2 separate regions of the Mus musculus genome follow, and region 2 is linked to region 1. Evidence: chromatin loops called from intact Hi-C (ENCODE). Cell type or tissue: left cerebral cortex. All regions are shown on one strand. Links, peaks and the distances in the headings refer to the core of each region. The heading gives the core; the rest is flanking DNA.

Region 1 (15,351 bases), core at 2,828-10,827:
ATTCTTGTGGTCATGGTGTCTCTTCACAGCAGTAGAATACTGCCTACAACATACATTTATCAGGTTTTTTTGGAACAAGATTATCCAACTTTAAAAGAAAAAGTATTTGTAAAAAATGTAAAGCCTGCACATATCAAATATTAGAATAAATTAGTTTAATATAGTCATGACCTATAAAATCAATATTATAAAACTGAATTATATTTCTCTATACTAAGATCAGAAATGATGTAAAGAAAAAATTAAAATGCCATTTCCTGTACCACGAGAAAATATCAAGCACAAAATAATAAAATCTCACAAGATTCTTGGACAGAAATCACTGTATCATTCTTGAAAGAGATTAAAGCAAACCGCCATTAATCCAAGGTGCAGCATGGCTAACTGTGGGTTAGAACAGAGCTTCTTCAAACTTTTTCTGTTCACGATTCCCGCTAATAATAAATCATAAATTTATTTTTAAATAGTTCTCTAATTACATAAAATCATGTCATTTACTAACGATGATTGTAAACTTTCATACTAACAGGATGGATGGCCCTCTTTATTTTTGCATAAAGAATCAAATCTTCACTGAATATTTGATATTTCAGAACATAGAACATCTTCAAATATTTTCAGAGTTTATCAATACTTTCTAATTGTCAATGACTAGAATACTGCTTTATATAAAAATGAAGCATAAATTTGTAATAATTGAAAATGTTTGGAGTAGGTTTAGGGCTATTTGAGAAATTATTAGAAATTCTGTTGCAATTCTAAGCAAATTCCAAGTACATTTTATGAATTTCAAGTCAGAAACTCAAAAGATAATTTTAAAAGTCAGACATCGTAACTAAATCATACAAGTATATTTTATAAAGTTCTAAGTACATCTTATGAAATTCAAGCCGAACTCAAAAGGTAATTTTAAAAATCAAACATTCTAAACTAAATAAGCCAAGTTCATTTTATGAAATTCCAAGTTCATTTTATGAAACTCAAAGGTAATTTAAAAAATCAAACATTCTAACTAAATAATCTAAAGAGAAGCTAATATTAGATACACTGAGACATAATTATAAAATATTAAACGTTTAACCTTTTAAATAATTAAACCATAATGGTTCTGTAAGAGCAAAAAAAAAAAAAACTTTTTGTCATTATAGTACTGTAATCCATAAGGAGCACCAGTCTGAGCTGATGTGTTCCAGGTACCAGTAAGACCACTATGTGATGCAAAAGTACATGCCTGCTGTGTTTTGAACCAAGTCCAAAATGCAGTTTGAGGCAGGTGAACTCTGTCCCAAACACCTATCACACTCATTATGCACTTGATATTGAATTTTTTGTTAATGTGGAGTACTTTATGCTGCCAAAATTTTCCAGACCCCCCACAATTCAGTTAAACAACTCAATATGGAGCTGCCCATCATCCACAGTTTAATTAGCTGATAATAAGTAAAATGATATTATAGAATTTAAAGCAAAATTCTCACCAGAATTATATACAAAGCACAAAGGAATGACACACAATGAAAATGGCAAGGGATTATTTGTCAGTGGAAATTGGGAAACTGATTATAAAATGTAAATTTTTAACAGAAATTCAATATCAGGCAAAGTCATTCAGAATAAGAAATTTGGGAAACTTTTACTGTTATTTGTGTATACAAATAGTTTATTTTTATAGGAATAAATTCACATAAAAACATTGAGCAACAAAGAATAAAGAATTCACAAACAAGGCACACCTAAGGGATCAACCCACAGCAAAACCAGCAGAGCAATGCCTAGGATGGAACGGCAGGCAAAAACGAATGTAATCAGGGCTGGACTAATTGGTCATGAAGCCATAGACATAAATGTGGTATCTAACAAGAGTCATACAAAAAAAATCAATTCCACAATATGAAGCTTATATCTGAAACATTATATAGGACACAAAATCATTAATAATTAAGGAAACCATTGACTAAGCACACACCATAAACAACAAGTCAAGAAGAATGCAATTAAACATTAGCACAATAATTTCAATAGGTAATTCACAAGATATGATGTTCAGTGGACTTATAAATAAAATTCTGCTCCGAACTTTTGCTACAAATTGGAAAACAAAAAATCTGCCATCCTCAAGAGTGAAAGAGGCTATAAAGGACTTTTGAGGATGTAAGCTGGTGCCTCAACTTGAAAAACTGTTTGGCAGTATGTATTTAAGTAGAACTTATGCATTTTCTATAACCCAGTGATTCAATGTGTGTTTGTTCTTTTATGTAACAGCCACAAATGGAATGACTTAATACAGTGGCCACTTATTAGTTCACAGTACTGAAGGTTCAAAGATCTATACTGGCCATGATGGGTTGTCTATGCAGTGACAGGGTGGAATCAGTCACCCAAGTGTCACTTCTATGAGAAGGAACTCATTTCTAAATTTAATGAGTTTGGGGACAGAATTTGTTCTAGTCATATATCCTAGAGACCTCATGCAGTTCCTTCCCACAACACCTCCCCTCCATATTCCTTCCTATAGATACAGTCTTTCATGATGAGCACAGTTCAATTTAAAATCTCACCTTCTTAGTCCTGGTCTACTCAGAATAACCTCCTTAAATGAATGACCACTGATGGAACCTAGATATATTTGTGGAAAATCTCCTTTCTCACACATAAAATTTCTCATCATATTATATATCACAGACTCTTCTTATTTGACAAGAGAGGGTGGCACAAGATCCTTAGGGGCCATCTTGGAATTCTCCCTATCAATCTGTCTTCAGGATCCCAGAATCCAGGTTGCTCCACATATAAAAGCTGTCTACACCATCCAACATTCTCTTACACTATCACTTCTATTCCAAAACTCATCCAAATTGCACCACACATATCTGAGTCCTGCTTATCATCTATCCAGTACAACTTCTGGAATATAGAGCTTCATGAATTGTGCATGAGTGATACTAAAATGAAAGGTTACCTTTCCTAATATTATAGCACACAACGATGACATATTATCTATAAGAATTGTGGTTTAATATGAGAATGAATGGGAGGGCAGGAAAGAGCTCAAAGATACAAAGCTAATGTCAACTTTCTGCCCAAGACAATTGAGGGATTTTCCAAGATGATTTAGGCTTTCTCTATTATCTCCATAAAAGCCTCCAGCCTTTTCTCCACCCTAGTTCTAAAGCTTTGCCCACCTTTTTAAGTGCCTGCACTGGCTAGGTTAAGATTTCACTTGATTAGTTTTGCCCCCACTCAAATTATATCCTTCCTGTAAAGGCAACTGGTTTGTGACTTTATTTACATTTGCAAAATCTCCCTTTTTCACCATAAGCCTAACATAATCACAAGAGAGACCTCTTAGCCTATACAAAGATTGTGCTCAATAGGAGATGACAACAAAGACAAGGGTCACACAGGACAGTTGTAGAATTCTGCTCACCACACAAAGTCTATATACGACAGACATGTATAGTCTTCACAGTGGCATTGTTGGAAATAGTCACAAGTGGCAATTAAATATTCATCAAAAATTTAATGCACAAACTGTGGTATAAAATATCTTTACATGTAACAAAATGGACAGATCTCAAAACATTAGTAGTGAGCAAATTAAACCACACATAAAAATTTGTCTATAGTACAAAACCAGCCAAAACAAATTTATACTAGCATAGGTCATAATAGATGTTCACTTTTATGAGTAATAACTAATAAAGAAATAACATGGTTTCCTGAGTTGTCAAAAGTATTTTAAATCATTGCTTAGGTGGTTATTACATGCATATATTCAGTTTTGTAAAATGTCATTAACTTGAGCCTTATAATTATACATTCCCCTATTTTATTTTTTTCATTCCCCTATTTTAATGTTATCCTTAAATGAACGCAAAAAGGTACCAGAAAAATAAACTATGAAAGACAAGAAGAATTGACAAAAATATACTTAAGACTTGGAACCTAATACTAGGCACATCTAAAATCAAAGATGCTTTGAAAAGCAAACATTTCATGAATCATTTCTACATAAACCTTGACCTCAATTGACATGAATCTATAAAAATGATATTTATGTTTCATTGCAGAATTACTGTTTTGTTAGATTCAGAAGTATCATTTCTGACTTTGTTGTGGATCTTACATAATTAACACAGAATAAAGTATTTGAAACATTTGCTCCTGAGAATTTCAGACACAAAATTGTGTATTATGGTGGTAGAAGACAGACCAAGAATACGAGAACTACTAATTCAGAAAATTTAACAATCTGGTTAAACCATTAAATATTAATCATATGCTCCCCTTCAAATTATAGCTACAATGAATAAATTAATTTATTTCCTAATATTATACTATGTTCACATGACTAGAAAAAGACTAGGATATGGCAGAGTTATACCTACTGTTGAATTTCACTCAGTTTTACAAAACAGAAAACCCATGTTAATAAATCAGATTAATCCATGGAGATCTCTCTCTCTCTCTCTCTCTCTCTCTCTCTCTCTCTCTCTCTGTGTGTGTGTGTGTGTGTGTGTGTGTGTGCACAAGTGTGTGTACGAACTGAAAAGATTGTTTGTTTAGACTAATTATTATATAAATTTGGAAATTTAAATTTCCACTTCTAATTTCCAAATCATTATTTTACTCATGGATGATTCTCCTAAAAGATGTGGATGATTGTATTCAATTCTCCTTCAATTATCACCAGTAGTTTAGATTTCTAATCTTAGTGAAACAGTAACACCATTTTCTGATAAAGATGTGGCTACCTAAAAACATGCAGTGGGAGACAAGTAGAGAGTGCATAATTTAGAGCTCAACAGATGGGCTTAGAAGACTCTTAATTCTAACTCTTATTTAACATCTGACTTTCAACAAGTAACAGTCTTTTCAGCCCTGTTTCCGCCCCCCCCCCCTTGGGAAAAGTAGTGCAGTTCATTTCTTTGCATTGTTTTCTCCAAATTTAGCAAGACATAATTTCCACATTACTAAGTCAATTAACGTGCAAATATGACAAGATTAGAGTAAAGCTCAACTTCCAAATACTGATTAACATCAGCAAATGAAAGGTGTTAACTGCATATATTGAAACATGTATTTAATTGTTTAAAGAGTACCCTGAGTTGTGGAAAGCAATGGTACCCTGCGCTAAGTCACTCCCAATTATATTGAACAATAACTTCCAAGCTGTACCTTGCCCTGGGGCATTTTACTTTATAACACAATAGTTTCCTCAACTTTGAGTTCAAATGTCAAAGCAGGATGACTCTTTTTCTCCTTTATGCAAGTAAACAATATTTACAAATTATAAGGTACAGTCTGATAAATAACTTATTTGCACACAAGTAAGCTACAACCACCTGTGAACTTATTAAATCAAATCATGGAAACATGGACAGACAGGTATCGCAAAACCATATGAACAACACCAGGCTACAGGCCTTATCAAACACACATGACCGACAAATAATGTAAGTCATCCACCTTGTCTATAGAAGAAGGAAAAACCCCAAGGCAAGATTATGGCACATACACTGACCTATCACTTGGTCACTGGTCGTGGGTTCCAGCCAGGAAAACTGCCATAGCAAAGGACCAAGCCTCTAGCTGAAGCTCAATTTCTCCTGAAATTGACATACAACCCATTTCTAACTGGCATTCAAACAGGCCTGCCACTGGAATCTGACAATTCCGTGCCTACAACAATACACTATCATGTCATTTGTTCCGAAAATTTTGTACCTAGCACCTAAAGACACTTTTCCATACCTTTTATTAATAAAGCTCACTGTGTATACCTTCAATATTGCCTCCTTTGGACTCTGTAAGCCCTTTAACCTTTTCTTAACCATCCTGTTAACACATATACACACATTTATATATGTAGATATACATATACATGCACAATTTCATTGTGTGAATTGTATCATGTGATCTGAGAATATGCCCACAACTATAGATTGAAATCATAAGTACTTAGTAAACCAAACCCAATGAAGTTGACATAGTTGTAAATTTAATTGTTATCCATCAAACTTTGACTTTATGGAAAGGAAAGATTTCACTCTATGTTTCTGACATAACCTGCCCATGATATTATTATTTGTACATATTTTCTGTGTGAAACTTTTGCAGATTATTTCTACTGAAATCGCAATACTTTTCTTTTTCAAAATTACTTACATGATTTTAAAAACTAAAGAGGAACAAGTGTTTAAATAAAAATCATTTGCTTCTAAATTTACAACCTTCTCACAATCTCTGCAACTCCTTTAAACTCCTCACACCCTGCTTCTCAGCTCTTTATTGTGCATTTTTAAACCACAGACTTATACTGACTGTACCATACTGCAAAAATGGCCACTTCTGATTTCAGCTCCTTCGAGTAAAGAAGTTGAAAATCTACGCACGCGCACGCAAGCACACAAGCGCTGCCTTCTTAGGAGACGACGGACAAACGTGACAAACGGCTTTTTTAAAACAAAAACAAACAAACAAACAAAAAAACGCATCAAAGAACTGAGTTTGCAAGGGTAAACCACTTCAAAAGACAAAACACTGACCATACAAATACTGAATGTGCGGAATCGCAAGACAAAAGTGGATGAGCGGGAGAGTGAGGCCACTTGTCTGTGGACTTTACCTTCAGGAAAATGTCTTGTGGTCCAGGCAGCGCAGAGCAGTAAAGGGAATCAGACCAAGTGCACCTGCTGCGGAAGCTAGCTTGTGAGCAGTGATGCTCCCCTCGCCAAGTGGAGCAAGGAGGGCGGAGGCTGCGAAGTGCAGGCGCAGGCGCTGCCCCTTTCTGCAGAATCCGCAGCTATAATCCTGCACTGGGGAGGCTGCAGGGGCACAGCCCCCAACTCTGCGCCGAGCCTCAGTCGCAGCGCCACTCTACAACCCTGGACACGGAGCTTTCCGCAGGAGCTTGGCTTAGGAGCCTTTAGGGCCTAGGCCCGGCGCTGCCCGAGCGCCTCCCAGCGCTTGCGCTGCGTGCACGGGCTAGGTCATTGGTAAAGGCAGGCGGCGCAAGGAGCTGTGCATCCGCGCCCCTGATCTTTTTTTTTTTTTTTTTTCCCCCTCTGCAAAGGGGCTTTGCCTCAGCAGCTTCCAAAAGACTCCAGATCTCACCATGGACCCCAGGCTGCTGTGCTCTTGTGGGGCCAGATTCAAGGTAGCTGGGGGTAGGGGGCGGGGAGAAAGCTGCGATTCTCCCTTGGCTGTGCCGTTTGGTTTTGGTTGTGGTTGTGGCTGTGTTCTTTATTCTGCCTCACTCTGTCCCCACCCCCACCCGCAACCCCTCTGGCCATAAAAGCCAAAGTTAAGAGTCTTGACCCTGTTGAGAGGACAAAGAATGGGAAGCTCAAGTCTTAACAACTTACTAGCTTACTTCTTTGCTTCTTGGAAGTGCAAAGACCAGTCACTTGTTGCAAAAGAGGCCAAGGTGTTTTTCTTACTGTTAAAGTGACAGTGGCTAGTGCAACGACGTGTATCTGCAGTGTATCTGAAGCCACCACCACCACCCCCCTTTTCCTAAATTTCCGTCCTGATAAGCTTTTGTGTTGGTATCAAAAACCTGTGCCTTTAGTTCTGAATAATTGTATATGTATATGATTATATATAAATGAATATGGAAAAGGAGAAAAATACTATTCTATTTCAATATAGCAGAGAATAAATACGAAAATATATTTGAAATATTTAATACAAAAGGAACTGGATTTATTTCATGTATTCTGAAATACTTTCACTAAGGTTTGGTAATCTTAAAACATTTCATTTGGATTTACTTTTAGTTTTCTTATATGCTAAAATTTAGGAAATGTTCTGGATGCTGGGTGAAGAAAAGCTAACTTAAGTAGAATCTTTTCCTCAAGTGTTTCCCCTCAGTTAAGGTGAAGAATTTAAATTTAATTAGTCTAGTGCAAATGCAAAGTAGATGCACCTCCCACACCTCCAAAAGCCTTCAGGCTAAGACAGAGCAGGTATAGACTGCAAAACAAATCAAAGAAAAAACAAAGCAGAAGAAAGACCCTAGAGAACTGATTCCTTGTTAGTGTGGGGACTTCTTTGTAACCAAGAATTTCAGTTTTGAGGTTTACATTCTTAATTCTGTCATTTCGACATTTAATGATAACAAGTTGGTTTTTCTTCTTCCAAACATATTTTAGAATGTATTAATTATATAAAATGTGACTTTTATTGTGAGATTTATGTGTAATATAACATATTTTAATGATATTCATTCCCTGTAATCCTCTCATATTTTCTGCCTTCCCACATTGGCTGACTTCTTTCCAAATAAACCCCGTTCTACTGTCACGCCTTTTCTTTTTAATATAGGTTCTGTAATTGGGAGAAACTATTTCTGAGTGTGGCTTATACCACTGAATATGATTATCTAAAATTCCATCCATTTTCCTGCAAAGATATGAATTCATTTTCTGTATGGCTAAATAGTAATGCACTATAAGTCATATTTTGTCCATTCATTCATCGGTGACCACATAGACTGGTTCCATAACTTGACCCATATGAATAATTGTATAGAAAACATGGATAGGCAGATGTTTCTATTGTAAGATAGCTGGTTCACATAGTTTTATGCATATACATATTAATAACTATATTTTATTTGTATAGAGTTCATCTGTCCATTTTCCCATTGTGTCATTCATTTCTTTAGGGATATTTGTTAATTTGTTTTTATAGTTTTTAATATATTCCAGATATTAATCCATTCTCCGTTGAACAGCTGACAAAAATTTTCTCCCATTCTATAAAATACCTTTTCATTCTGTTATTTCCTTATCTGTGAAAAGGTATTTTTAAACAAGTGTACTTATTTATTTTTACACAAGGCATTAAATATTGAGTATTTTTTATATTCACATTTGTTTAATTTTAATTAGAATCTAATTACATCACTTCTTCCATTCTTTTACTCTCTGCAAGGTCTTCCATGTTCCCCTCCCTCCAACATCTCCTATGCTCCCCGCCCTCTCAAATTCATTTCCTCTTTTTCTTGTTTTACATACATGCATACTTACATAAATACACACATACATACAACCTGCTAATTCTATGTGGTGTTGCTTCTGATATCATTTTAGTACTTTGTGCTGGATAACCAATTAGGGAGCTCACCCCTGTGAGAAACTAATTCTCATTCTCTTAGCAATCATTATTTGCGTGTAGATTTTGTCTAGGAGTAGGACCCCTTGAAATTTCACCCTTCCTTGTCAGCATGTGTATTGGTATTGTCATCATTCAGGCAGCCATCTGTTCAGCTAGCAAGGTATAGCTTTGCTTTCATTTCTACACAACTCAGTCTCACAGAAGGGTTTTGGTTTTTGGTTTTTGGTTTTTGGTTTTTGGTCTCTGGCTCTTAGAATATTTTCATTTCCCTTTCTGCTATGTTACTATGTGGGCCTTAGGTACAAATGTTGTGTTGTGTTGTAGATGTATCTGGGGGAGGGGCAGGCTTCCTCTGCTCTCCCAAACTGGTCTCTACAGTATGAATAGTTGTGGTTTTCTGTAATGGTTTTCTTTTTGCTGCAAAAAGAAGTTTTGATGTGAAGGTGAGAATTACACTATTGGTTGGTATAAAGATAAGTTTCTGAATGAAGTTAGGAATTATGTTTGTCTAGTAAAATAGTGGGAGTAGTTTGATTTTGTGTGTGTGTGTGTGTGTGTTAAATATGATCCATGACTTCACAGCTTTGAGTAGTTGGCTAGGTTTATAGTACTAGGCATGATTTTCCTCCTGTGAAATGTATCTTAACACTAATCATACCAATATTGCACCTTTAGAGATGTCTTGCTCTGTTGGTCATTGTTGTGGTTCATGGACATCACAAATGGATGGGGCTACTGACTGCTTCCTTTTCTTGGCATCTTGCATAGTATCTTCTAGTACTATGATAGTTATGCCACAAAAAGAGAGCTTTCAAGTTAGATCCAACTCTATTCGTCTGAGTTTTAGGTCCAAAGTTTGAGCTCTTTGGCAGTAGAGACTCACCTTCAACCTTTGGGAAGCAACCAAGGGCAAAAACAATAACCTATAAAAGTTTGGGGAGTCTCTTGAACTACTTTGATCAACAACTCCAATGGACATTTCTCATTCCAGGAATGTGTGGAAGCTTTTTAATTTGATGTATAAATGAAATGTCTTAATTAATTAATTAATTAATTAAATGGTGTATTTATTAATTAATTAATTTTTGGTATTTTCCTGAGCCATTAGAAAACTGGTCATAAAGTCTTTGCCAATTCCAATCTTTTGAAGGATTTCCAATGTTTTCCAACATTAGTTTCAAAGTTATTGGCCTTACATTAAGAGTTTTCATGTATATTAAGTTGACTTTTGTTTAGGCTGAAGGTCAGGGACTTAGTTTCTTCTAAATGTGCATATCAAGTTTTTCAAGCAATATGAATTAAATAGACTATCCTTTGGCACATTGGAAAATCTTCCACCTTCTAGCATCATATTCAATTTCTTTGTACTTTGTTTTAAACTCTTCTTTATATAGGTCTCTCACATCCTGGATTAGATTTATTCATGGAGATTTTTAAATAGATATTTTATTTTCAATAGTTTAAACAAAAGTTCAGTAATAACATAATAAACATTACTTCAGTCAGCTAACTATTTTAAGACCAAAGAATAAGACCCTTGAATTATAGACTTACATTTTGCTTTGAGTATTGCAATCTCCATCCATATCAACTTTGGAATTTTAAGTCTGATACTGCTCTGTTTCTTGCAAGGATAAACTTATCAGTGATCAAATCTGAATAAAAACAAACACACACTTCTGACAACTGAAAAATTCTTCCAATATGCCAGTTTTTAAATAAATCCTGTGCACTCATTTCTAAGTTTTATTAATTTAAATGCCTACTACCTTTCAGAAGTTAAAGAGAACTGACACTGTTCTTTGGTCAAGTATTTACTGGATAAAATCATGTTGATTTATATTTTTTTTACAATCATCAGGTTTAGAATTGAATGATCTACACAGGATTCTTTTTTAGGACCAAAGGCAGAAAAAGAACTTTCAATGACTCCAGCTTGTTTGTCTCTGCTGAGGAAGTAAGTTTGATTCTTTTCAAGTTTTCTAGTAAACTTCCTTCCTTCTTTTATTCTTTTAAGTTTGACCATCTACTGGTTGAAGACACGGTGACCATGGTTGATAATATTAGCATGAACACCATGGCTAACAAGGCTAATGCTAGTAAGGAACCTGGGTCGTTGCTGTTGATGTTGTTTTTACAGCAGGGACTTGTGCAACCCAGGCGTAATTAAATCTGCTATATTGTCTATACTGACCTTCAGCTCTTGATCTTCTACCTCCTAGGTAGTAAGATTACAAGCATGTATTCTACCAGGTTAAGTTGAATTTTTAAATGAAAATTGTAATGGTATTTCTTTGTAAATGTTCTTAAGTGGCAGGGAGCCTGCCTGTCACAGAGCAAGGCTCTAAATTGAATTCCTAGTACCACAAAGAAAATCAAAATAGCCTTGTTATAAGAGATGGGTACTTCTGAAAGACCTTTTTAAGGTACCTTACAACCTAGAAGGAATGGTTTCTCTTTTAATCCCCCCCCATGGAGTGTATATAGAATTTAAAAGCATTTAATCCCCACACATCAAATATGGACTACAAAAATTATCTGTTTTTTTCCTTTGGAAGACAGTCCTTTTTATTTTTTTTAAAGTATGAGTTAGCTAAAAGTCACTGTTATATGTTTGAAGAACTTTTCATTATATCTGATATTAATAATTTGGTCTTTCTATTCTTTCAGAAGTAAAAGTACTAAGAAAAAATTTATACAGGATATAGTCCTATTCCTCCATATATGTTGATTTGCAAAATATTCATCCTAGGCCATAAATATAGGGGAGCCACAAACTGTAGGTTTGCATAGTGGGTGGGGAATCACAGGCAAGCTGCCCAAGTCTGAAGTCTCACTTATGTCAAATAGGAAGTTCTAGAGTCCACAGTTAAAGGTTTCAGGATGCTGAGATGAGAAACTGAACATGATGCCTGTCCTTAATATTTGCTACCCAACTATTTCTCTTGATCTTGCTCTCTGACTCCATACTTTTCAGGCTGTCAGTGGATTTGTAATACACTTCCAAAAGGAAGGGAAATTTGTCTAGTGTTTGTCTGAAATCTCGACTCTAATTCATCTTCTTAAACAAAGAAAAAAAAAACAAAACAAAACTCCAAGCCACCCACAGATTCAGGTGCTGAAACTCTTCCTTGTCAGTGGTTCCAAGATTCAGGCCATCATATAATCAAGAGGCACGGGCCCGGTGGGGACACTTGTCTTTCTCATTCCCAATGCTGTACTTCACTGACAGTCATTCAAGAGATCTCAATACACAGCTCTCTGGACTACTTTTAGTGTTTGACAGTGAGTTTGGGGGTGGGGGGCATGACACATTTGTCTATAGCCAGTCCCATAGCTTAAGGAATCTAAGCAAATTCTGAGGCCTGCACAGCTAGACAGCCTATTCACAGCTATTTTTGAAGATATTGTGATTCTGTTGTTGTTGTTTAGTTATTCACTTTACATCCCACTCACTGCTGCCGTCCCACTTTCCTCCTCCCTCAACCCTCCCCCATCTTCTCTCCCTTTCTTCTCTAAGAATCCCTTTCTCGGCAAGTTCATTATTGGTATGTAGAGGAGCTACCAAATATTCTGTGTTCAGTTTGTACCTTGCTACTTTGCTGAAAGTCTTTATCAGAGTCAATTCAGTTTAGGCGTGTTTTTCAAAGGCTTTTAAATATAGGAAACAGTCTTTGTTTCATTGTTCCTTTGTATTCTTTTTATTTCTATTTCTTCATATCCCTGGGACATACTGATAATTTCACCTGCTGCTTACATGGATAACGTTGTAAAGAGTGAGCTGGGCAGTAGTGGCACTCACCTGACACAGAGGCAGATTGATCTCTTTGAGTTCTAGGCCAACCTGGTTTACAGAGCAAATTCCAGGACACCCAAGATCATACAGAGAAACTCTGTCAAAAAAACAAACAAACAAACAAACAAAAACAAAAACAAACAAACAAAAACAACAACAACAACAAAAAGAACCAACCCACAATTAGAAAGACTGGATAACTAATCTTATTTCCTACTTTAGAGGAATTACATTCAGATTTCCCCTGGTTTAGGTTTTTCATATATAGCCTTAAATTTTGCCCCATTTAATCATAACAAAATTTTATGTCAGGGAAGAATTACTACTAAACTTATCTTCCAGATGAGGACATCGAAGTACAAACGGGTCAGGCATTTGCCATGGATACACTGAAGGTTAGTTATGAAGTTTATGGGAACCAGGCCGTCTGACCCTGTGAAACAACTTGGTACATGCTGTGTGGAGAGGCTCAGAAAGGTTTTTATCCAGGACCCTAAGCTATGAAGCTGATAGTACAGACTCAAATCAAAGAATGTGTGGATTGACAATTGCCTTGATTTAAGAGTATAAGAGTCTCTGTAACTAGTCGGCCATCACTGGAAAGAGAGGCCCATTGGACACACAAACTTTATATGCCCCAGTACAGGGGAACGACAGGGCCAAAAAAATGAGAATGGGTGGGTAGGGAAGTGGGGGGGAGGGTATGGGGAACTTTTGGGATAGCATTGGAAATGTCATTGAGGAAAATACGTAATAAAAAAAATGGAGAATTAAAAAAAAAGAAAGAAAAAGAGTATAAGAGCCAGAAAGAATGGAGGACACCAAGAAAGCAAAGTCCTCTAAATCAATATGAGCAAAGCTCATGTGGAGACAACATACACAGGACCTCTGGGGTCTGGAACAGGTCCTCTGTGTGTATGTTGTGGCTTCCAGTTTAGTGTTTTTATGAGATTCCTGAGTTTATGAATTAGTGGGTCTCTGATTCTTGTGCCTTCTCTTGGGCTGCTTTCCTTTTGTTGGTATGTCCTATCCAACTTTGATGTAATAGTTTTGGGTTTTTTCTTACTATATTTTGTTTTGCTATATTTTGTAATTAAAAAAAGAAAATCACTTTAATTTTAACTTGTCGTTCCTTTCCCCCCACTTGTACTCACACTCTCTGGTTACACCTCACTGACACTGTACATTGAGCAGATATTTATTAAACACCTACCACACAATGAACTAGAGAAAAAGTCAGAAATAAAGCTCTTGCACTCTAAATCCACACAATAGAGTGGTAGACACAAACACACCCAGGAAAAATTGTATTAGAGTGTGGTGAATGTTGCTCCTCCAGCTATCTGTTAATGCATAAATAGAAGATATATAGGAAAGGATTGGGGAGGTAGTTCAGACAAAAAAGAAATTTTGAACAGTGGCTCAGAGCTTCCAAGTAAGAGTATATGATAGAAAAGAAAATAAATACCAATATACAGCGTTTCAAATTGAAAAATCAATGAGAGAAATGATGTAAGAGATATACAGTGTCGTGTGGCATGCCAGCGGGGCTTTCGCCCACCTTTCAAACCTTCTATTACTTGTCTTTTGTACCCTGACAAAAGCCATGTAAAGGAATGTTCTTTGTGCTCATCGACCCAGGATAGGTCATTACTGGGACATGATGGCAGCAAGAGTTTCAGGCAGCTGGTTTCATTGTATCAGCAGTCAGGAAGCCGAGGCAGATGACTGCCAGTGATCAGCTCCCTTTCTCTTGATTTTTCAGTCTGAGACCCTAGCCCATGGATTGGTATCCCCACAGTATGCAGGTCTTCCCACCTTGGTTAACCTCATCAAAAAAAAAAAATCCATCATAGGCATGGCCAGAGGCAAAACTAATTTTGATAATGTGTCACAGGTATTCATAGAGACTTGTGATTGTAGATTCTTTCAAGTTGATGACTATTATTAACAATCATACTCAACTCTGCCAACTTGACACTCAAACCATTACTTTAAAGCCATAAACTTCCACCCTTGTCCCTATAGACTCATGGCCATCTCATGCTACAAAATACATTCAGTTCAACTTCCAAAATCTCCATAGTTTTTAATACCTCTAACATTTATTAAGTCTAAAGCCTGGGGCTGGTGAGATGGTTTAGTGGTGAAAGACACCTGTTTCCAAGCCTGAAAAGCTGAATTTGAACCCCAGGACCCACAGAACAGAAGGAGAGAAGTGACTCCCATGAGCTGTTTTTGACCTTAACTCACATACTTTAGCATGTGGACATACACATGCACAACAAATGTCATAAAATTTATAAAAGAAAAAAGTTCAAGTCTCACCAATTCTCAACTGAGATTCAAGGTGAGCTCTTTGACTCTTACAAGATCAAAAAACAAGTTACATGTTCCTGTCATACACTAGAACAGAATAAACATTTCTATCC
Region 2 (15,351 bases), core at 2,686-10,685, 47 kb before region 1:
CTTCTCCTCCTACTCTGAGTTCCTTGCTTTTCTGTGTTTTCTCTTTCTTTATCCTCTTGGAATGGCCAAGGTATTTGTGTACATTTACGAATCAGGCTTTCCCTTCTCTTTGTTTCTTCTACTACAAACTGGTTATGGACTAGGACCTTGGCATCTTCTCTATCAAGCACTCTACATGAAACATGGTAGGCTTTCCCAGCAGGTCTGGAAAATCAACATACTTCATACTGAAACATAATATCCAACATGCTCATGTACAAATCATAGGTGACATCATCTGCCATGCAAACTCAATAGGAAGTCAATAGGAGTTGGAGGACTGAGAAGTCTGGGGCAGAGGTCCATGGGCACAGGCAGTCAGTGGGAGTTGGAGGACTGAGAAGTCTGGGGCAGAGGTCCATGGGCACAGGCATCTGGTATACCTGCAGCCTTTAGTACACTATAAGCAGAAGTCCAATTTTCCATGCTGTAGTCAACATATGTACTCATATATTTCTTTTCTAGTATATCAACCTCATGTTTTTATGAATATAGCAGCTTAAAGGAAAAATGTACATTGTCTGAGTCAAAATGAACAAATATGTCTCATAGCCCATTGTTTCAACTGGTTTGGAAATCAAAAGATTATATCCATGGCATGCAAGCACAGACGAGCTTGTTTCCAATATCAGTATGGAATTCTGTGGAGCCAGGATGGTACCTTAGTCAATAAAGTGCTTGGCATGCAACTATAAGGATACGAGTTCAATCCCTGTAAGTTTTGTTGAAAAAAAAAAAAGCCATGTCTACAGGAACACAGTTGTGGTCTCAATGCATGCCAGGGAGAAGGAGATTTGGGAACATCCATGTTTACATACAAGTTCCAGACCAATAAGACACCCAGTTTCAAAAAGTAAGGTAAGATAAATAAAATAAAATAAAATAAAATAAAATAAAATAAAATAAAATAAAATAAAATGTGTATAACATCCGAGGGTAAGCAAGAGGTTATCTTCTGTTCTCCATACAAAATGATATACACATGACCCCTCCCCCAACCCAACCATGTTGTATTAGTCTGAGAAAGAAGAACGGATTGTACAGATTTGATGAAAAGTCTATGCAATGGATTGTCAGAGTCCTCACCTTAGTCCCAGCCCTGGGACTTCAAGCTCTGCGGTTAGAAGGATGTGCTCCTAGCAATCTCCATAGCTTTCATTTAATAATCTAGGAACATGGAATGGAGACCACAGGGATCCTACAAAGTTGTCAGTGAAATGTGAAAAACATCTGGCCCATGGTCAGACCACAAATAAAGAACTGTGCAGCTTCTCATGCCACAATTAGAAGGAAAACGGGCTGGGGAGCTGGCTCCGTGCTAAAGGCCACCAAGTCTGATCCCCTGAGTTTGATCCCTTGGATCCATCCAATAGTTACTATCTGATTCCCACACGTAAGCTAGGACATATGTTCCCATCCTGGAAATAATAATAAAAAAAAACAGTTAAACAAATTAATATGAGGAACTGAAAGGAAGGTGGTTTCCTATAAAATTAGGAACCCATAAAGAATAGAATGGCTCTTGAAGTCCTAAAATCAGTGTGTCCTTCAGGGATGGTGGCTGACCACTAAAACCTTTGGTGGAAGTACAGGATGGTTTATGACCTCTCTCCCTAGTAGTTATGGTATTTTGGAAAAGTGAGAATAAGACCCGTGACCATGCCTTTTCCAGTGTTTAAAATAACCCAAAAGATAGAGAGGAGGCCATTTAAGTGCTGTTTCTCCATCCACTCTGAAATTCCCAGAAGACAATGCTGGATCAAGCTGCCTTTGGAATGTAGGACAGAGCGCTCCAGAGCAGGTTACTGTTGTTGCTGCTACACGAAACTTTCTGAGGAATTAAGAGAGATACATTTCCCCATATGTTTTTTTTAAAAAGACCTTCAGATTTTCTTAGATAATTTCTTTATCTACATTTCAAATGCTATCCCGAAAGTTCACTCTACCCTCCCCCCACCCCCTGCCCTGCTCCCCTACCCACCGACACCCACTGTCCTGGCATTCCCCTGTACTTTTGCATATAAAGTTTGCAATAGAAAGGAGTCTCTCCTCCCAGTGATGGCTGACTAGGCCATCTTCTGCTACATATGCAGCTAGAGACATGAGCTCTGGGGGTACTGGTTAGTTCATATTGTTGTTCCACCTATAGGGATGCAGACACCTTCAGCTCCTTGGGTGCTTTCTCTAGCTTCTGTGTTCCATCTTATAGATGACTGTGAGCATCCATTTCTGTATTTGTCAGGCACTGGCATAGCCTCACAAGAAACAGGTCCCCATATGTTTTAACCTCTGACATTATCTATCTTAACATCTTGGTTATCAAATGAACTTTCAATCTTGTGAAACAGCTCCTGGCAATCACAAGCCTGGTGGCTTCTGAGGGTGCTGGAGGGTTCATTGTACCCAGGCCTTGGCAGCAGGGTGACTGATAAATAGGGAATATGCTGATGGCACTTGTGTGAGTTTTGGGGAAGAGAAGATACCCTGATCTTATGTGGGACACAGACACCAACCTTGAAACAAGGACCTGTGCCCCTCAAATGCAGGTAGGACACTTTAATGAGTACAGCAAACGAAAATGCATTTTTGAGATGAAAAATACGTTAGTCTGGAATCTTGCTACACTCAAGGCTGTACCTGATAAGCAGAAACCAGAGTCATAACTCAATGAACCAAATACAGTCCTAGAACTCGATGATATTAACTGAACAGTATATAAGCTAAGACCAAGAGTCATGCTCAACTGTGCACATCCGCAGAGATGCCACCTTCAGCTCTCCTGTTGCTGGAGAGTCTCCCCCAGGCTCCTGACCCTCAAATCAAAGAGTGCTCTTAGAGACTGGACCTGACCTTCAGCTAAGATACATCATGCAGCTGAGGAGCCTTGGGAAAAAAGGCTTAGGACCAAACTTAGAATGTATACTATGAGTCTTGCATTGTGACTTTCAGCATAATAAAACATACCTTTTGGTAAACTATCTATGCTGATATAGCTTCTTGCTCAAGATGTATAGAGCAAGTATTTCATCTCTTTAACTGTTCGGGGGATTGTCCTCTTTCTGTAAGACAGTGGGAATCAGTGTAGACTTTGGTAGCCTTTGAACGATGGTGTTTGTGATAATGTTTAATTCAAGGGGATTCTGAGAAGCTAAGGACTGGAATTCCTGAGTGAGCTGAGGAGCCAAGCAGCCAGAACAAGGGAAGGCACAGAGACAGGAGCTGGGGGGAAGCTCAAGGAGACTTCCTGAGCTGGGCAGTCCATTCTATGAACCCTAGAATTTGATCTCATGTGCCTATGTAACAACTACTAGATACTGAAAAGCTGCATAGCTGTGAATCTTAATGTTATCCTTGCCCATATGCAATGGATGCTCTCTGCTTCAAAGGGATTTTTAAAAGATTGTACAGAAGAAGATAAATGCAATGCCTATTGCAGCATGGATGATGAGTACTGTGTCTAAAGATTAGTCTCAGGTTCATGATGTTTGTTGGTAAAATGTGGCTTTTCGCTCAGTTTGTTTAATACTAGAAATTGTTTCCAGTCTACAAAATATCACATCATTCATAAAGGCACAGAAGAGTCTCTGAATATAGACTGTAATACAATGGGAATCCACATAAGGAATGCTGGGGTCTTAAGTCTTCCAGTCATTGCATCCCTGGGGGAGCATTTGCTGAATTACCTACTGGCGATCCACTATAAATCCACTGCCATCCCTGAGGGAAAGTGAGAGTAGAATATGGATGTTTGGTGAAAGGCAAACAATCCTATCTTCCCTAGTGACAAATAACACACACACACACACACACACACACACACACACACACACACACACACGAGCAGGAAGAGAACTTCACCAGGGTTAAACAACCTTAATTTAGGCAATTTACAGACTCAAGAAGAAAGATCACAATGATCCTTTGGGATCCATGGAACTTTGTTGCCAATGTTTCTTTCCGTGGATGTCTTTCCTTCCAGTCCTTGGTAGACACTAGGTTTCAGGGACCTTGTTGGCTCAGAGGTAGAAAGAAGCCATTGCTCTTCTGTTCAGGAATTTTCCCCCTGTGCCCATATCTTCGAGGCTTTCCCCTACTTTATCCTCTATAAGTAACAGTGTCTCTGGTTTTATGTGGAGTTCCTTGATCCATGTAGACTTGACCTTAGTACAAGGAGATAAGAATGGATTAATTCACATTCTTCTACATGATAACCACCAGTTGTGCCAGCACCATTTGTTGAAAACGCTGTCTTTTTTCCACTGGATGGTTTTAGCACTCTTGTCAAAGATCAAGTGACCATAGGTGTGTGGGTTCATTTCTGGGTCTTCAATTCTATTCCACTGGTCTACTTGTCTGTACCTATACCAGTACCATGCAGTTTTTATCACAATTGAAGAGCCTAATCCTTGAAATACTTGAGGCCCTAGGGAGAGGGGAGGTTTTGTGGAGTTGGGAGGACATCCTCTTGGAGATGGGGGAGGAGGAATGGGATTAGGAACTGTCAGAAGGTTGACTGGGAGGGGCATAACACCTAGACTGTAAAAAGAGATTAAAGAATAATAATGAGAGAGAGAGAGAGAGAGAGAGAGAGAGAGAGAGAGAGAGAGAGAATGAGAATGAATGAATATAGATGTTTAGCCCCGATTGGCCTTGAACTCATGATTTTCCTGCCTCTGCCTCCTTTGGTAAATCCTGGTGGTTGGCACACTATATCCTTCTGGTAGAAGAATGGAAATTGATCTATATATACACCACCTTGTACAAAGATCAAGTCCAAGTAGATCAAAGACCTCAACATGAAACCAGATATACTGAACCAGACAAAAGAGTAATTAGGGGATAAGCTTGAATGCATTGGCACAGTAGAAAATTTTCTAAACAGAGCACCAATGGCTCAGGCTCTAAGATCAATGATTGATAAATGGGACCTCATGAAACTGAAAAACTTCTGTAAGGTAAAGGACACTGTCAATAGGTCGAAATTGCAACCTACAGATTGGGAAAAGATCTTTACTAACCTTATATCTAGTGGGGGGGGGGCTAATATCCAAAATAAGTAAAGAACTCAAGAATTTAGACTTCATAAGACCAAATAACCTAATTGAAAAATGGGAAAATGGGGTACAGAGGAAAACAGAATTCTTTTTCTTATTAAATTTGGCAATAATACATATATATATATGATATTTTCTTTATTTATATTTCAAATGTTATCCTCTTTCATCGTTTCCCCTAAAAACCCCCCTATCCCATCCCCAATCCCCTGCTCACCAACCTACCCTCTCCTGCTTCCCTGTCCTGGCATTTCCCTACACTGGGGCATCAAGCCTTCTCAGGACCAAGTGCCTCTCCTCCCATTGATGCCTGACTAGTCCATTCTCTGCTACATATGCATCTGCAGCCATGGGCCCCTCCATGTGTATTCTTTGTTGGTGGTTTAGTCCGTGGTAGCTCCGGGGGTACTGGCTGGTTCATATTGTTTTTCTTCCTATGGGGCTACACATCCCTTCAGCTCCTTCAGTCCTTTCTCTAACTCCTCCAATGAGGACCCTGTGCTCAGTCAAATGGATGGCTGTGAGCATCCACTTCTGTATTTGTTAGGCACTGGCAGAGCCTCTCAGGAGACAGCTATATCAGGCTCCTGTCAGCAAGCACTTCTTGGCATCCACACTAGTGTCTGAGTTTGGTAACTATATGTGGGATGGATTCCCTAGGTGGGGCAATCTCTGGATGGCCTTTCCTTCAGTCAAAACAAAGAGTTCTTAACAAGCAAATTCAGACGGCCAAGAAGCGCTTAAAGAAATGTTCAACATCCTTAGTAATGAGGGAAATGCAAATCAAAACGATCTGAGATTCTACCTCACACCAGTCAGAATTGCTAAGAGTATGTGGAGAAAAAGGAACACTCCTCCATTGCCAGTGGATTGCAAACTGGTACTACCAACCACTCTGAAATCAATCTGTTCTTGACTAAGAAAATTGGAAATAATTCTACCTGAAGACCCAGCTATACCACTCCTGGGCATATACCCAAAGATGCTCTATCATACCACAAAGAAGCCTGCTCTACTATCTTCATAGCAGCCTTATTCATAATAGTCAGATGCTGGAAACAATCCAGATGCCGCTCAACCAAAGAATGGATATAGACATTGTGGTTCATTTACACAATGGAATACTATTCACCTATTAAAAAGGAGGATATCATGAAATTTGCAAGCAAATGAATGGAACTGGAAAATATCATCCTGAATGAGGTAACCCAAATCTAAAAGGACATGCATGGTATTCAGTCACTGGTAAGTGGATATCAGCCAAAATGTACAGAATACCCATGATTCAGCCCACTGTCTGTATGAAGTTTAACAGTAAGGAAGGTCCAAGTGAGGGTGCTTCAATCCCATTTAGAAGGGGGAACAAATTAACCACAGGTGGCAGAGGGAAGGAGGTAGCTGGGAGGGAGGGAGAGGGGAAAGGGGGTCAGGATCAGGTGAGTGGTGGGGGTTGGTGGGGGGGGGAAAGAGAGAAGCCCAGAGGGCCAGGAGAAGTACTGGAAATATCAGCTGCTGGGGTGGGAGGTGGCGGGACTCTCTAGAAAGTCCCAGAGACCTGGGATGTAAAATGGTCCCATGACGACTCAACGGGGTGATCTTAGTTGAAATGCCCAACAGTGGGGCAATGGAACCTGAAGAGTCCACTTCCAGTATGTCCTCAGGACCCGGTGGAGGAATGGGGTCACCAGCCCACCTTCAAATTTTTTGACCCAAAATTGTTCCTGACTAAAACAAATGCATGGACAAAAATGGAGCAGAGACTGGAGGAAAGGATGTTCAGTGACCAGCCCAACTTGTGTTTCATCCCATGGGCGGTCACCAAATTCCTCCACTATTACTGATGCTATGTTTGGCACTATAATGCTTGCACACAGGAGCCTAGCATGGCTCTCCTCTAAGAGGCTCTAGCAGGAGCTGACTGAGACAGATGCAGATACTTATACCCAACCATTGGACCAAGTTGTTGACCCCTATGGACGAGTTAGAGAAAGGATTGAAGGAGCTGAAAGGGATGGCAACCCCATAGGAAGAACAACAGTGTCAACTAACCTGGACCCCTGGGAGCTCCCAGAGCCTAAGTCACCAACGAAAGAGCACACACAGCCTGGTCCACGGCCCCAGCACATATCTAGGAGAGGACTACCTTGTCTTAGCTCAGTGGGAGAGGATGAGCCTGATCCTGTAGAGACTTGATGCCCCAGGGAAGGAGGGTGGGGGGCGGGGGGAGGTGTGGTGCGTGGGTGAGTATTTTCTCAGAGGCAAAGGGGTGGGGGAAGGGGGTGAAGAATTCTTTGGAGGGGGCACTAGGAAGGGGGGCAACATTTGGAATGTAAAAAAACAATTTAAAAAACTACAAAAGAGACTATACTGCACAGGAGTACATGAAAATGGAAATTATCTTTCCATGACATCAGTAATCCTTACCAAAGTGAACTCTTTCCCCCACGAAGACAGCTGTGAATATCATCAAGCTAAACCACAGCAGACTGCATCTCTGCAAAAACAGCCAAAATTACTGTACCCAGGGCAAGGTGGTTTCAAGTTAGCGCAGGCTTGCCAAAGAGGTGCTGGGGGAGACTTTTGGGCCCTCAGAGTTTTACAAGGAGAGAAAGCTCAGAGAAAAGAACTTGCTGTGGTGAAAATTTTGTGTTTACTTTAGACCCTGGCATCCTGCTTCCCAGCAAGAGGTCATGTGGGCAAAGTACAAGGACCTTTGCAATCCCCAGATGCAAAGCGCTGGGCCAGGGCAATGGCTCACTGCTTAAAGTGTTTGAGGCTCAAGCATCAGCTCTGAGTCTGATGCCCACCACTGGCTTAAAAGCCAGGCTGCAATCCCAGCGCTAGAGAGACTAGAAAACACACTACGAATTCCTGGTGCTTTCTGGTCTAGTACAGACACATCTTAGAAAACCTGTCTCTGAAGTCATACTGGTGGGAGAGTAATGGAAGCAGTGGAGGGAGATACCTTTGCCCACCTTGGACCTACACCTATTCAGAGGTCAATGTCCACACACACATGTACACAAATAGGTGCACACACACTTGCAAGAATCACCTGTTCAGAGGTACACACACACACATACACACCGACACACACACCGACACACACACCGACACACACACACACACACACACACACACACACACACACACACACACGTTTATTTTCAAGAATCACCCAAATCCTAAATCCCTAGCTGCTCATTTGTGTGGAGGCCAGAAAGGGGCACAGGGTGTGAGGATGGAGGCTCTTGACATGGGATCCAAGACTTCAGTGGGTGCTGCCCCAGAAACAGCTTGCAATGAGGTTGAAAGGAGGGTCTTAACAAGAAGTCCGGGGTTCACTGACTGGAAACTGTGCAAACCGAGAAGAGGGGTTATGTGCAAGTGTTTAAGGCAAGGGCTGAACCAACATGGTGGACAAGCTGCAGAAGGGAACCTGTTGAAGAAGGCGAGCTGCATGTGACTCAGCAAAGATTCTTCTGGCAAGACTCTCATTGGTCATTCTGGGGACACCAGGCCTTCTGCCTATAAATAAGGCAGTGCAGTTCATGATGGGAGCTGAGTGTGAGGCCCGGGCCTCGACCCCTCTGCTTAGGCGACTCTCAGGGAGGACCTGGCCCCCTCTGCCTCCAGGTCTGGCTGAGACCCACACGTGGTGAGGACCCTGTGCAGCCAAGTCACAGTTGTGTGCACCTCCCCAGAGCACTGGCAGCAAGCAGCTTCCCAGTGCCAGCGGTGCGGGGCGCCTGCGCAGTGGGCCGGCGGCGTCGCGCTTTGCGGGAGTCGGGAGACCCCCGCCTCCGCGCCTCCGCCCCTCGCCCTCCGCCGCGCGCGCGCACGCGGGCCCGGCCACGCGCGCGCACGCGCCTCACCTCGCTCAACCCCTGGCGCAGCAGCGGCGGCGGCGGCGGCGGCGGCGGCAGAGCGGGCGAGCGCGCGCGAGATCGCGGCGATCCGGAGGGCGGGGACCGCGCACGGTCCACTCCGGGGCTGTGCGGAGGCGCGGGCTCTGGGCTCCCGGCTCCGGGCGGCGGAAGCGGCGCCTCCAATCAGGCGGCGGGCTCGCGACCCTCGGCGCGCCCGGCCGGTGCCGCCCGCCCCGCGGACTGACTGACGCGCCGGCTCGCCCCCGCCCCCGCGCCCGCCCGCCCGCCCGCCCCCGCCTCGTCTCCGCTGGCTCGGCACAGACTGCGCTCCGCTCCACTCCGCTCTCCTCTCCTCTCCTCCAGCCTCGCCGGGCCCTCTCCCTGCCAGCCTTTGCTCCTCGGCTGCGCGGCGGCAGCGGCCCGCTCGCTAGGCAGCTGCAAGCGACCTCAGAGGCGGCGGCGGCGGCGGCGGCGGCGTCGGGGAGGATGAAGTGCAAGCCGAACCAGACGCGGACCTACGACCCCGAGGGCTTCAAGAAGCGCGCCGCGTGCCTGTGCTTCCGCAGCGAGCGCGAGGACGAGGTGCTGCTGGTGAGCAGCAGCCGCTACCCCGACCGCTGGATCGTGCCGGGAGGGGGCATGGAGCCCGAGGAGGAGCCGGACGGCGCGGCGGTGCGCGAGGTGTACGAGGAGGCGGGAGTCAAGGGGAAGTTGGGCCGCTTGCTGGGCGTCTTCGAGCAGAACCAGGACCGCAAGCACCGGACCTACGTGTTCGTGCTCACCGTCACCGAGCTGCTGGAGGATTGGGAAGACTCGGTCAGCATCGGCAGGAAGCGCGAGTGGTTCAAGATCGAAGATGCCATCAAGGTCCTGCAGTGCCACAAGCCCGTGCACGCCGAGTACCTGGAGAAACTGAAGCTGGGCGGCTCCCCTACTAATGGGAACTCGGCCGCCCCGTCCCCGCCAGAGAGCGAGCCCTAGTATGTACCGCTCCCGCCCGGACTCCTGCCTGTCGCCTCCCCGCACTTGCCTCCTGCTTGCCTGGGGAGCACCTCTCCTGCCCTGTGCGCCCTCCTGCACGGGCAGGAGGGAGGCTTCTTTTGTTTCCTTGGCAGGCAGACCTCTGAATCACGCTTGCAAACTGTCTCGGTTGCCAGGCGCTGTTTGCAGACAATTTGCACGTTTTTCAGATGCTTTTCCAATCGCTTCTTGGTGACACTGTAAAAATCTTGCGGTCAGCCACAGCTGCATGGGATTTTGTGAAAGGTGCCTTAGCTGCTTGCTCTGCTCTTCTTGGAGGGTGTGCGTGTTTGTGTGTGTGTGTGTGTGTGTGTGTGTGTGTGTGTGTTCACCTGTGCATTGATGTGTACTCGTGCGCCAGTCTGCTCTGTAATGTTTTTGTTTGGATGGGTTTTCCCCCCGTTAAACAGCCTTTACATGTGTTTGTGCATAGTGTGCGTGCGCAACTTTGTTGTAGGGCTTTTTCTGGTTTGTTTCCTAGTGAAGGGACCTTTAGTTTTATCCACTGGTGAAGGGCCAGCGCACTGTGTCAGGCGGACTTCTTTTTTTGGTTCCTGGTTTCTTTCTCTCTCTCTCTCTCTCTCTCTCTCTCTCTCTCTCTCTCTCTCTTTCTCTCTCGTTTTCCTCTTGCTTCTTGGCAGTGGCCCATTCTTGGTAGACTTTGACTCAGATGATTTGTTTGAAAATAAATGAAGAAAAAGAACAACTGGTGCTTTACACAGTTTCCTTTTTGTAGACAGTACTTTTAGCATCCAAAATGCCATCAAACAGTCCCAGAGAAGGAACTTCGTGGTTTTTTTTTTTTTCATATGACCAAAAACCATTTTAATTTTCAAGAAAAAAATTACAGCTGAGGATTTTTTTTATTGCTGACTTAAAACGCCCTATATAATTTACAAACTGTTCCCCTGGTAGAATCGATATTTCTAGAGAATTGCTAATTAGTTACTTATTTTGAGGATAATTGTGGTTATTCCGTTGTTTTAGCCTGCGCATCCAGCAGCTTCCAATGACCAGCACATTTCTGGATACTCATTAAAAATGATAGTTTTTCTCCCTGTATGTCCATTTTGAAAGAAAGTAATTTATACTTGAATTTACTGATGTCCCAGGTTAAATTCCCTGTCAGTTACCACGGGAGTGGGAATCTTTAATGTGACCGCATATTTGTAGCCATTCAAATCATGAATGGGTTTATATTCTTGCTGCTCAGCTGTTCTCCAACTGTGAAGACATGGGAACCACTTATCTCATAGACCCAGAGTAAACATTTCATTCCTTACCACAAATCTTTTGGTTGTTCTACTGGTCTTGTTCTTACCTTGATACTTGTTTCAAATAAGGAGTCACTTGTAAGTCATTCCACATTCTCTTCTAAAGCTCTGATCACCTTCCCCTGCCATGTCTATTTGGGTATCTAGAAAGCCTTTTTAAAGACTGTTTTAAGACTGGAAAGATCACTCCATATTTGAGCGTTTTCAAGAAACATCACAGATGAGAATGATGAATGTGCTTGGGGAATTAACCGTGTAAAAGAACTAACCTCACTTGAGTTGGAGCTATTTACTTTTTATTCTTATTTTGCAAACAGAAAACAATTCATAGAATGTATTTTGATCATAATCTTTGCCCTGCCCCCAGTACTCCTCATCCTTACCCACACTCAGATTTGTGTTCCTTCTTGCTTAAAAACAAAACCAAGGAAACAAACAAAACCCACAAAAAGACAGCAAATCACAGCAAGATAAAAGCACACAAAATAACATGGAGTCTGTTTTGTGCTCGTCACCTGTTCCCTGAACACGAGACATACCCAGGAGTTGAGTTGGTAGACATAGTGTAACTCCTTTAGAGACACAGGATTTTCTCTGTCCCAGAAAGTACCTATTGCAAAGAGCTTCATGGTTAGGGCTAGGACTTTCTACTCCCTTCCCCTTCTCCATGCTGAGATTTTTTTCGTGGCTCAGATTTGTGCAGGCCTTGTACTAACTGTCTCAGGCTCTATGAGCGCATGTGCACATCAACCCTGCTGTGTCCAGAGGATGCTGTTTCCTAGGATCATATACCACTTCTTACTCTACAATCTTTCCATTGAATTCGCTTCCCCATAGATCCCTGAGCCTCGAGGAAGGGTGTTTAATAAAGAGAGCCCCAGTTCATTGCTCTCACAATTATTTTTAAAACATAACTACTGCTAAAACTTTGAGCATCATCTTTATAAAAAGATGGTTTTCATTTAGTTCATGTACATATCAATGTGTGAATCAATTGGTATTTCAGGAATGCATGAAGTACATCAATATCCAGCTCCAGAAACTCACACTCTATTTCTAACTCCTTATCACAATACTGGGATTCTTCTTCTGTCTTTTAATACCAGAGATAATTTTGGTTTTGAACTGTATGTATCCCGGTTCTTACTGCCTTATTGTGCAACTTAATATTCAGAGTATTCAAATGTTTTTCTCCATTGGGCTGGAGTTATTTAAAAATTCATACTGCTTTAAGCTTCTAAAAGTGGGGTCCTTGGATTTTTCTAAAGAAATGCGGTTTACCTTTAAGAAAAAATTTCTTGCACATTTAAAACATAAAGCCTAATTTCCAAAATATATCTTGATCTCTCATCAAAGGAAAAATTATATGACTAATTTGAAGCACTTATTTTTAATTCTAATCAAAATGTCATTTGCTAGTTAAAAAGTTTCTAATAGATTCTGTGATTTCATCTCAATTAACCTTAAGTTCTCCATTGATCTAGCATATAAAATGGATTTGGGTTTCTGGATATTTCTTTTTATAAAAGCCTTAGAAATGCATTGAAAGCTTTCCTTGTACTTGGTATTAGTCAGCAATGCATCAGCCTTTAAAATTAAATTTTATTTGTATGTGTGTGTATGCATGTGCACATACATGCATAAATAGCCCTCATGCATATATATACATGTGTGTATATGTGTTTGGGTGGGTGTGAGAATGCCCTTGTATAGCTGTGGAGGTCAGAGAACTATGTGAGGGAGTGGTGGTGTCTTCCACCAGGTGGGTCCCAGGAATAGAACTCATGTAGTCAGTGATTGGCAGCAAGTACCTTACCCACTGGGCCATCTTGCAGGTCCTCTTCTTGCATTTTTAAATTATATATTTTGCATAATCAAAATGTATTCATAATTCATTATTAAGAATTGTTTGCCTAAAAATATACTGTGGCTTTCCCCCCTTTAAAAATTACTTGGTTTCTTTAGGCTTGAGTTTCGACATCATTGAAAAAATTTTAATGTTCTATGAAACATAGACATGTCAGAGAAATTACAAACTCCTAGGAAATGATTTTTATCTTTAAGGTTTTGTCAATAGTCCCAGATTTGAACAGGTTACCAGGGATAATATATTAATTTCTACGAGTCAGTCTTCTAAAGACTGTTTAGAAACTGGGTATTTTTTCCTTGTGAGAGTGCTCATTTTACATACTAGTTATATGTATACTGAAATATACAGCCAAATTTTACATCCATCTTTGAGGAAAAGGAAGGAATATTCCCAACAGATAATTGTGATTTGTAGACACGAATTAGAAATGTTTTTCCCATTTCTTGAAGTGTTCTGTTGGTAACCAGGAATGTTTTTCCCCAGATCCTCATGCATGCTGATCATGTAGCAGGCCACTGAGCTCCACCCACAACTCCAAGATAGAATATTTTGTTCTTCCAGATGTACAAAGAGGAAACATGTTAATGTAGGTTTATGTTAATATTGGTTTGTATGTAGACTGGAAACATACAACGTTTTCTGTACTTTAAAGAAACAAACGAGAAATAGGAAATTTACTTTTATAATACATTTGCTTTATTTATTACTTTATACAGATTTATTTTAGAGGATTTATATAAAAGGTTTATCATTGAACAGTATGGGTTCATTTACAAAGGTTTCTATAAGAATGCCGTATAGGATCTAGAAGGGAATTTTCCCTGGCCAGAATTTTTATCTTCAGGCTTAATATTTTCCTGGTATCCCTCTCAAGGAACTACACTGTATTGAACATGTTTAAACATTTTTGAGCAGGCAGAACTATGAGAATTCAGTGTGGCCACACGACGTTTTTATGAGAGACCAGGAGGTAAAGGATACTGCCCTGGTGTTAGTTCTTACATTGTAATTTCATCCAAGTTACCACATCATCCCTGCACACAGGTTTTCTGTGAAATCCGTTGTTGTAGATAATGCACATAGATATTGCATAAATATCTCTCAATGAGATACTCTTTTTAAACTAGATTAAGATACTTCTATGTAGCGGTTAACAGTTTATTTACTATGTGGCTATCAGCCTGAATTATCTCTAGTCTTAAAGGTAGAATTTATCATTTTTTTCTGTATCTTCATTGTTACTTTCCTTTTGATAACCACTAGTTTCATAATTTTTATAGGAAGGTGTTTGTGTGCATGCGTGTGCATGTGCCTACATTGCACTTGCCTTAGAGCCTGCGAGGGCTTTCTAAACACCAAGTGACAGGTGCACTTAGTCTGTCCATTGCAAGAATTTTAAATATAAACTTGTTAAATGTATGTTTGTTTCTTTTTCCAGATGAACCGAGGCATGCTCAAGATCACACTGAAATCATCATTGATGTGAACCCAGTATCCAGTGGTATTGTCAAGTTCACCGGAGCACCATTAAGGTTGCCAAGGAGACCGCTCATTCTGGTTTTCCTTCTACATCTTGGAACACTCTTCTGTCTATCTTACCAACGTTTTTTGCTCTGGTTGTTGTACTATTGTGTGTGAACGGACTTAATTCAGCACCTATAGCCTTTCGTTGTGCTTTTCTGATGTGTCTGCTTTCTTCATTACACCTTTGAGAGCAATGACTATTTTTCCTTACTCTGCATATTCTGCATCCAAGACACTACTTGAAATATGGTTGGCATCACTGGAGGTCTTTGATTCTATTAGTATTTTGTAATCTCTTTGTGGCTAAACATTTCCCTCCCAATCTGGTGCTAGTAGAGTATCCGCTGTCTAAGCACCACGTGTGTAGCTCATGTGTATTCGGTGTTGCAGAAACATTTCAGGACAGTTTGAGATGTTCCAGAACAAGAATTAGTATTCATTTATATGTCATACCACACAATGGCTGGCATGGTTTTAATATTATGTCATCATTTAGGGTAACATTTTATAGAATTAGTCCTTCACCTAACAACTTTAGTGTTTTTGTACTGTTGCTAATTTGCTTAAAATTTTATTCAAAAGGTATCACTTGGTATAAAGGTAATTGTAACACATTACAATGAAAACCTATTGTGAGTTTTTATAAAAAATAAATTTTAAATTAATATACAAAGAATAATACATTTAATTTTTTTTGCAGT

The links. Peaks named below come from ENCODE experiments on the same cell type or tissue, not always from the same donor. Only the 100,000 strongest peaks of a DNase experiment are listed, where the experiment ranks them.
Region 2: a loop joins it to region 1, with 5 times the contacts of the local background. A loop is called at or near these places in 2 of 42 quality-filtered maps.

What each region holds. Positions count from the first base shown.
Region 1 is chrX:6,085,377-6,100,727 of GRCm38, forward strand. It overlaps Gm26618 (a long non-coding RNA gene), which reads right to left and starts at 7,180. Exons shown (of 4, transcript XR_001782831.2): 1 at 6,629-7,180. In left cerebral cortex, for the core only: a CTCF peak has its summit at 6,987; DNase peaks (open chromatin) are centred at 6,430, 6,823 and 7,450; H3K4me3 peaks cover 1,297 bases; H3K27ac peaks cover 719 bases.
Region 2 is chrX:6,038,463-6,053,813 of GRCm38, forward strand. It overlaps Nudt11 (nudix (nucleoside diphosphate linked moiety X)-type motif 11), which reads left to right and starts at 9,045. Exons shown (of 2, transcript NM_021431.2): 1 at 9,045-9,942; 2 at 14,565-15,351. The coding sequence starts at 9,449. The coding sequence ends at 14,565. All of the region lies in intron 1 of Gm26618 (a long non-coding RNA gene), which reads right to left. In left cerebral cortex, for the core only: no CTCF peak of the experiment used is centred there; DNase peaks (open chromatin) are centred at 5,762, 9,401, 9,947 and 10,398; H3K4me3 peaks cover 929 bases.